2 separate regions of the Homo sapiens genome follow, and region 1 is linked to region 2. Evidence: chromatin contacts called from ENCODE Hi-C or POLR2A ChIA-PET data. All regions are on one chromosome and are shown on one strand. Each heading gives the region's core, a stretch centred on a gene start or an enhancer-like site at or near the end of the contact. The rest is flanking DNA. Distances are from core to core; before and after follow the strand shown. Region 1 overlaps SOBP (sine oculis binding protein homolog). Region 2 overlaps SOBP (sine oculis binding protein homolog).

Region 1 (3,148 bases), core at 231-2,730, 110 kb after region 2:
CAATCAACAATTTTTTTGTTGTTGTTGTTGAGATGGAGTCTTGCTCTGATGCCCAGGCTGGAGTGCAGTGGTGCGATCTCAGCTCACTGAAACCTCCACCTCCTGGGTTCAAGCGATTCTCCTGCCTCAGCCTCCCAAGTAGCTGGGATTACAGGTGTGCACCACCATGCCCAGCTAATTTTTGTATATTTAGTAGAGATGAGGTTTCACCATGTTGTTGAGGCTGGTATCGAACTCCTGACCCCAAGTGATCCACCTGCTTCAGCCTCCCAAAGTGCTGGGATTACAGGCATGAGCCACTGCGCCCAGCCCCAATCAACAATTTTTTAAATGAAATAAAACAGAAAATATCAGAGTGGATCACACAGGAAAATAAGTATGGTATTATTTCATGAAATTTTTATTTCAGTTTTAAATACATATGCCCTGTTTTGCGTATTCTAAAACCCAGATATTTTTCACATTTTAACACTTCTGAAATCATGATTCATTTTGCCCTTGTTTTTAGCCAGGTTGTAGCTGTGACATAATTGTATGAAAATCTTCATTGATACCTTCTGGCAAAATCAAGAAAACGCCATCATCAAAGTGACTTAGATTCTGTGAAACTGGTTATGAGTTTGTGTGTGTGTGCGTACTAAATTATAAAACAAATTTTTTACTACTGGTTCATAATAAATAAAAGCTTGAAAAATAGCATACTAAGCCATTTTACAAAGTTATTATGTACACTTACTAAACACTGATATTCTAATCATAAAGGAGACCAGTTTCTATTGCTCTTCAGGCAACTGCAATTACAGCCTCCTCTTGTTACTGAGTTTAGAAACTTCATCAGAGCTGATATATCTGTTGTGGTAACCACCCCCCGCCACTAGATGTGTGGCCCCTGCAAGTCACTTAACTTCTCAGGGCCACAGTTTTCTCGGCCGTAGGAGGAGGATGTTGGAGAAGTTTTCTACCACCACTTTAAGGTTGCACAGTTCAGGAAATGTGCAGACACATATTAAACTCTTCACGTGCCTGTCAGTCTCTGCATTACTTTATCCATGAGCCCTGAGCCCTGTCTGTTAGATTCTCTGCTTCTTTGCCTCCTTTATCTCCTGAAGACTTCTTCATAAAACATCCCAAGGGCAAAATGATGTCAAAAATCCATTTTTTAAGTTATGTAGTATTGTTTCAAGCATTCCTACAAAGTCCGTGATATTTTAAAATGTTAAAGCACAACATGGGAATGACAGTAAGGGTTATGCATTGGTTTTTTAATGTGTGACATGTGGCGCTCTCATTCCTGACTCACATCTTTTTTGAGCCTCACCGTCCTTTTTTCTATCCATCCCATTTCCTGAATCTATATTTTGGTCTCTAAATTAGCATGTGCTCACTCATGCATAGAGCCTGGCCTCTGGGCTGGGTAAGTCACCCTGTGGTGCCCGGGTTCTTCTTACCCGCATCAGTTCCAGCATGCCTCACATCATGTCATTTGTTTACTGGTTGCTCTCCCCATTCAACTGTGAGAGCCTCAGAGGCAAGGACCTCTCTTTATTTATCTTTGTATCCCCAGCCACAGAACAATGCCCTTCATACTGCGGATGCTCAATATTGCTTGTTGAATAAATGCGTAAGTGGATAAATGTGTGGCGTGAAGTCAACTTCCACACAAGCACAGGACAATTCACACGCTCAAACAGACACTCTTCTGAGCAGAAACCACGTCTCAGATGTCTAATTTCCACGGCACCCAGCCCTGAGACAAGTTCCATCCTCTGAGGACCTCACTGAGTTGCAGATTCATGTGCTTGTTTTACAGACACCAGTCTGTACCCAAATATGCATTCTTATGCTTCTCTCTGGCCTTTCACTACCCACACTATTCCAGTATCCTGGTCCAAGCCGAGTGTGGGTCAACTGTTCCTGTTAGCAGCTGCCCTGCAAGGGGGCTGAGTGACAGAAAGGATTATTTCAGCTTTAGGACTCAAGACCAAAATGGAAGCTGCCAACTTCCTTCCTGTCCCCACTGGCCTTCCAGGTGTGGAGAGGAGGGACCCCATGGGTGCCAGGCTTCCCAGGAATGAGTAAGGCCCATCTCTCCATGTCTCCTCCCATGCACAGCTGGGTTAGAGTAACATGACCATACCTTACCAGGCCCCTGGACATCCCTGGAGAGTGCAGGTGATAGGGGTTAACTATCACGGTTGTTTTGACATAGGTTTTCTCCAGTACATCACCCCATCTCCCTACACACATAGGGAGAAAGAAATTGAGGTCTATATCACCTTTACTTGCCCCTGATCAAATATTTAGCCAAATATCTAGGCCATGGAACATCAAACATCTCCTTATCCAGAGCTGAATTATATGATCATAAAAAATTAAAAATTAACTGATACTTACTAAGTACTAAATGACTACATTAGAAATGTAAAAAAAAAATGAGCAAAAGGGCTTGAATGAGGAGGGGAGCTGTACTTCTGGGGGAAAGGAAATATAAAGTTCTAACTCCATTTACTCTGGGGCACTTTAACTTTCTTCTTTCATCGCATTTAATGCAAAATGACACCCTAAATGAAACCCCATAAGGCATCTAGGGTTTTTTTTTTCCTGAGTTTCTATTTAATTCTGGTTATTTTGATTTAAGCTTCTATAATCAATTTGTGCTTCAATAATACAAATAACTTCCATGAGCTCCACCCCAGTATAGGGCTTGGGAGTATGCCTCTTTATAATTAATTCTCTGGATTTATCTGTTTTTTTTTGTTGTTGTTGTTTGTTTGTTTGTTTTTGAGATGAAGTCTCGCTCTGTTGCCCAGATTGGAGTGCTGTGGTGCGATCTTGGCTCCCTGCAAGCTCCGCCTCCCGGGTTCATGCCATTCTCCTGCCTCAGCTTCCCGAGTAGCTGGGACTACAGGCACCTGCCATCATGCCCAGCTAATTTTTTTGTATTTTTAGTAGAGACAGGGTTTAACCATGTTAGCCAGATGGTCTCGATCTCCTGAACTCATGATCTGCCCGCCTCGGCCCCCCAAAGTGCTGGGATTACAGGCTTGAGCCACTGCGCCCGGCCGGTTTATCTGTTTTTAATTCAATTTATTTATTTATTTATTTATTTTTTAGAAATAAGGTCTTGCTCTGTCACCCAGGCTGGAGT
Region 2 (3,156 bases), core at 438-2,937:
ATAAATCTCTCCCCGGGCTTGCGAGCTTCCCCTCCCTCCCGCCTCCCCTTCCCCTGCCCCCAAATTTCATTTTTAAAAAGCGAGCTTGCTCGCCAGGTGTGTCCCCCAAGCTCTCACAGCTCTAATAAATAAGGAGCACCTGTAAAACAGTAGCTTGACTTGTGAAGTGACTCTGTACAAAGGAGAATCTAGAAATACAGTATGTACACCGCATCCTTGGGCCGTGGTGCTTCAAGGCTGGCGCCACACCGTCCTGGCCCTGCCCACCCGCAACTCGCCACCCCTCCTGCTGAGGCTCCGCGGCCTTGTGGGGCGGGGGCACCTGGACCCCTCCAGAGGGAACAATTGCTTTATTTGAGTTAGTAAACAGATACACTGAATCACAAGGTGATTTGATTTTTTTTTTTTTTAGTTTTCTTCCTTTTTTGATTTTTTTCTTAATTTTTTCTCTTCTTTTCTTTTTCTTTTTTTTTCTGTACTCATCAGAATGGGATACTCCACAACTGTCTCACCAACTCAGTGCCAGTACACATGCTCTAGAGGACTTCTGGACTCGCAGCTACAACTGTACAAGTGCACACAAGTGAATCTACCCTGTTATCCTCCACCCACTGATTGAGGATCGAATTGCACATTTCTCTTAACCATGACAGGAGAAAGCAAACAGTGAAACAGAATCATGGGTGATCTTTCTCACTTTCCCTCTTGTTTTCATTGGTTTGTCCATACCATTCTAATTATCATGAAAGGGCTCTGCATATAGAGAGATTGTCTCACTGACTTCCTGGATCACCGAAAACCATCAGGGTTGAAATTTCATCTGAGTCTTTCCTGACGCCCAGCAAATATTCCCCCTCGGATTATTTTACACCTTGAGGGCATTTTGGTCTTCAGTTCAACACTCTTGCTCTGTTCCCAAATGGGGCGCTATTTAGGGGAATTTAAAGAGAAAGCTGAGAAGAATAAACATTTACCGAGTTCTCTTGGCATTCAGTCTCTGAAAAACCACAGTATAAACTATTCATGCTGCTTCTTACATCTGTCAAATCGAAAATTAAAAGCCATAAAAGTGTAACACTGAAAATATGGCATCAAAAAGGATAAAGGTGGCCTTTGTAAAAATAACAAGAAAAGTATATTAGCCAATAAAATATTCTAACTCTTCATTTAAAAGTGCATCCCGGGCAGGACAGAGATGACTCTGAAGCATTGGGCCTCCAGGACCACCCCTCTCCGCCATCAAAACGTGAACAATATAGGTCCAAAACCGTACAATGCAAATCACAATTCTTAGTGTAGCAGCAAAACCACAGCAGTTTTTAAAAAGATTAAAAAAAGATTTTTTGTGTTCCAATCCATATCATCTTCCAGCCTCAGTCGCTGAGCCTTGAAGATGGGGCGGGGAGAATACCTACATTGGTCCTTGTGGCTTGTCGGTATTTCGTTTTTTTTAAAAGCCAGGGGTGAAATCCCTAAGTTCCTCTGGGGAGAAGCAGAGATGGTGGCAGCAGGAAGGCTGGGCCTGCTTGGTGGGTCCAAGATGCGCGGGCTTCTCTGGGCTAGAGGCCATCGAGGGAGGGCTGCTTCCTCTGAGATGCTTAATGACAGGAAGCGGCTTTATTTGCTTGAGTTTTAGCCAGAGGGGGTGGTGAGCTGACCAGCTGGTGTCATTGGATGGCGTGACATGGTTTGCTCTGCGCCCTCTCTCCATGAGCGTACCCTGTGAGTGAACGTTCCTGGAAAAAGAGCAGAAGGGGCTGTCAGAATCCACTGGACCGATCCCCCTCCCTCCGCCCAGCTGGGGAGAACCCAGGCATGAGTCAGACAGCAGCACACTCTCCAGCCGCCAGGGCAGACCTAGGATGAGCCCCAGAACCGCTGCAGCACAGCGTGATTTCAACAGGAGTTTCATTCACGGTCTGCTCAGGTCAGCCCTGCCAGCTTTGTGTGAGGAAATGAAACTCAAGTCGCTTTTTGGAATACCATAATGAGTAGGGTACACCACGCCCTCACCCAAAGACCACAGCATCCTTTGCAACCCAGCAACCCTCCCCCTCCACATGACTGCATGCTTAACCAGCAGGAGGCTTTTTTTTTTTTTTGAGACAGGGTCTCGCTCTGTTGCCCAAGCTGGAGTGCAGTGGTGCAACTGGCTCACTGCAATCTCTGCCTCCCAGTTTCAAGTGATTCTCCTGCCTCAGCCTCCCAAAGTGCTGGGATTACAGGCATGAACCACCGCATCCAGCCCCAGCAGGAGGTCTTTTGAGTCACCCAAGGTCACTCCAAAGCCAGGCAAGGTCACGGAGGACCCTGGAGCTCCTGACCTCACTCCTGTAACCCCATGTCTCAGCTCTGGTATTTGCTGAAAAGAGGGCCAATAGATTCACTTTTTGGCAAGTGGAAAATTACCATGGACACATATACCTATCTTCAGAAGTTTCCCACAAAGGCAACTAAGCTGGAAGAAATGCTTGCTTTTCTCCGTGTGTGGGTCTTGCCTGTAAAAGGTGAGCCATTCACATCTCTTCACATCCAAAACAAACAGTAGCACTGGACTGGAAGAAAATAAATCAACCAAGAGCCTTGGGGTCCCAGGGCAGAGGCTCTGAACAGGATTTTCCACCAGGAAAGTCAGTTTCTGGGGAATGCTCATCCCAACATTCACCGAGATATGAGGCTCTGCCTCTTGATACCTGCAGCCTTCTTTCATTTGCCGCCAGTCACTTGGTTTGAAATAGAGCTTCCTGAGGCCACTCAGTCAGTTCTGGGAGCAGCCACTTAGAAGTCTGCCAACTGCATGGTAAAGCCCCAGAGGTCAGGGGCTTGTCTGTTTTGCTCGTGTCTCTACACCCAACTCGTAGCTCAGAGTCTGGCCCGCTGTGGGCGCTCGACACACTTTGATCACATGAGTGGGTCAGGCGCCTCTCTTCTGCCATGCCCCAAAACAGCACCTTTTCTTCCTGCCAATAAATGAGGCTGTCAGAAATGTGAATGGGTAAAATTTGGCTAAGGTGAGGTGGTGACAGAGGACTTGTAAACATCTTTACAACTGTTGAGATTATTCTTAGAACAATGAACAAATAACTTCAGAGAGGTGATAGAATGTAGGACTTGAAGGGACCCCAGAGATAATACAGTACCATTTCCTCATTTTAT

The links. Hi-C counts contacts between places; a loop is a spot of excess contacts on that map. ChIA-PET counts read pairs that join two places held with the same protein, here RNA polymerase II (POLR2A). Pooled maps may share reads with other maps.
Region 1: a map of OCI-LY7 shows a loop between it and region 2 (3-fold over the local background). The contact joins two enhancer-like sites. A Hi-C loop is called at or near these places in 1 of 168 maps with a recorded cell type or tissue (OCI-LY7) and 5 of 50 pooled maps. POLR2A ChIA-PET finds 5 or more read pairs at or near these places in 4 of 52 experiments (BJ, HepG2, OCI-LY7 and 1 more).

Annotation. Positions count from the first base shown.
Region 1 is chr6:107,548,902-107,552,049 of GRCh38, reverse strand. All of the region lies in intron 4 of SOBP (sine oculis binding protein homolog), which reads right to left. Among named protein-coding and RNA genes, the nearest start is that of SOBP, 60 kb to the right of the region's middle. Within about 2 kb of position 1,480, at least 2 of the 41 ENCODE cell types and tissues checked have a DNase peak (open chromatin) inside an H3K27ac peak, as active enhancers do; they include OCI-LY7, where a contact is called at or near this core.
Region 2 is chr6:107,656,787-107,659,942 of GRCh38, reverse strand. It overlaps SOBP (sine oculis binding protein homolog), which reads right to left. Exons shown (of 7, transcript NM_018013.4): 7 at 1-1,736. Among named protein-coding and RNA genes, the nearest start is that of SCML4, 170 kb to the left of the region's middle. RefSeq lists enhancers at 1,609-1,798, 1,260-1,836, 2,039-2,088, 1,837-2,414. Within about 2 kb of position 1,687, at least 21 of the 41 ENCODE cell types and tissues checked have a DNase peak (open chromatin) inside an H3K27ac peak, as active enhancers do; they include OCI-LY7, where a contact is called at or near this core.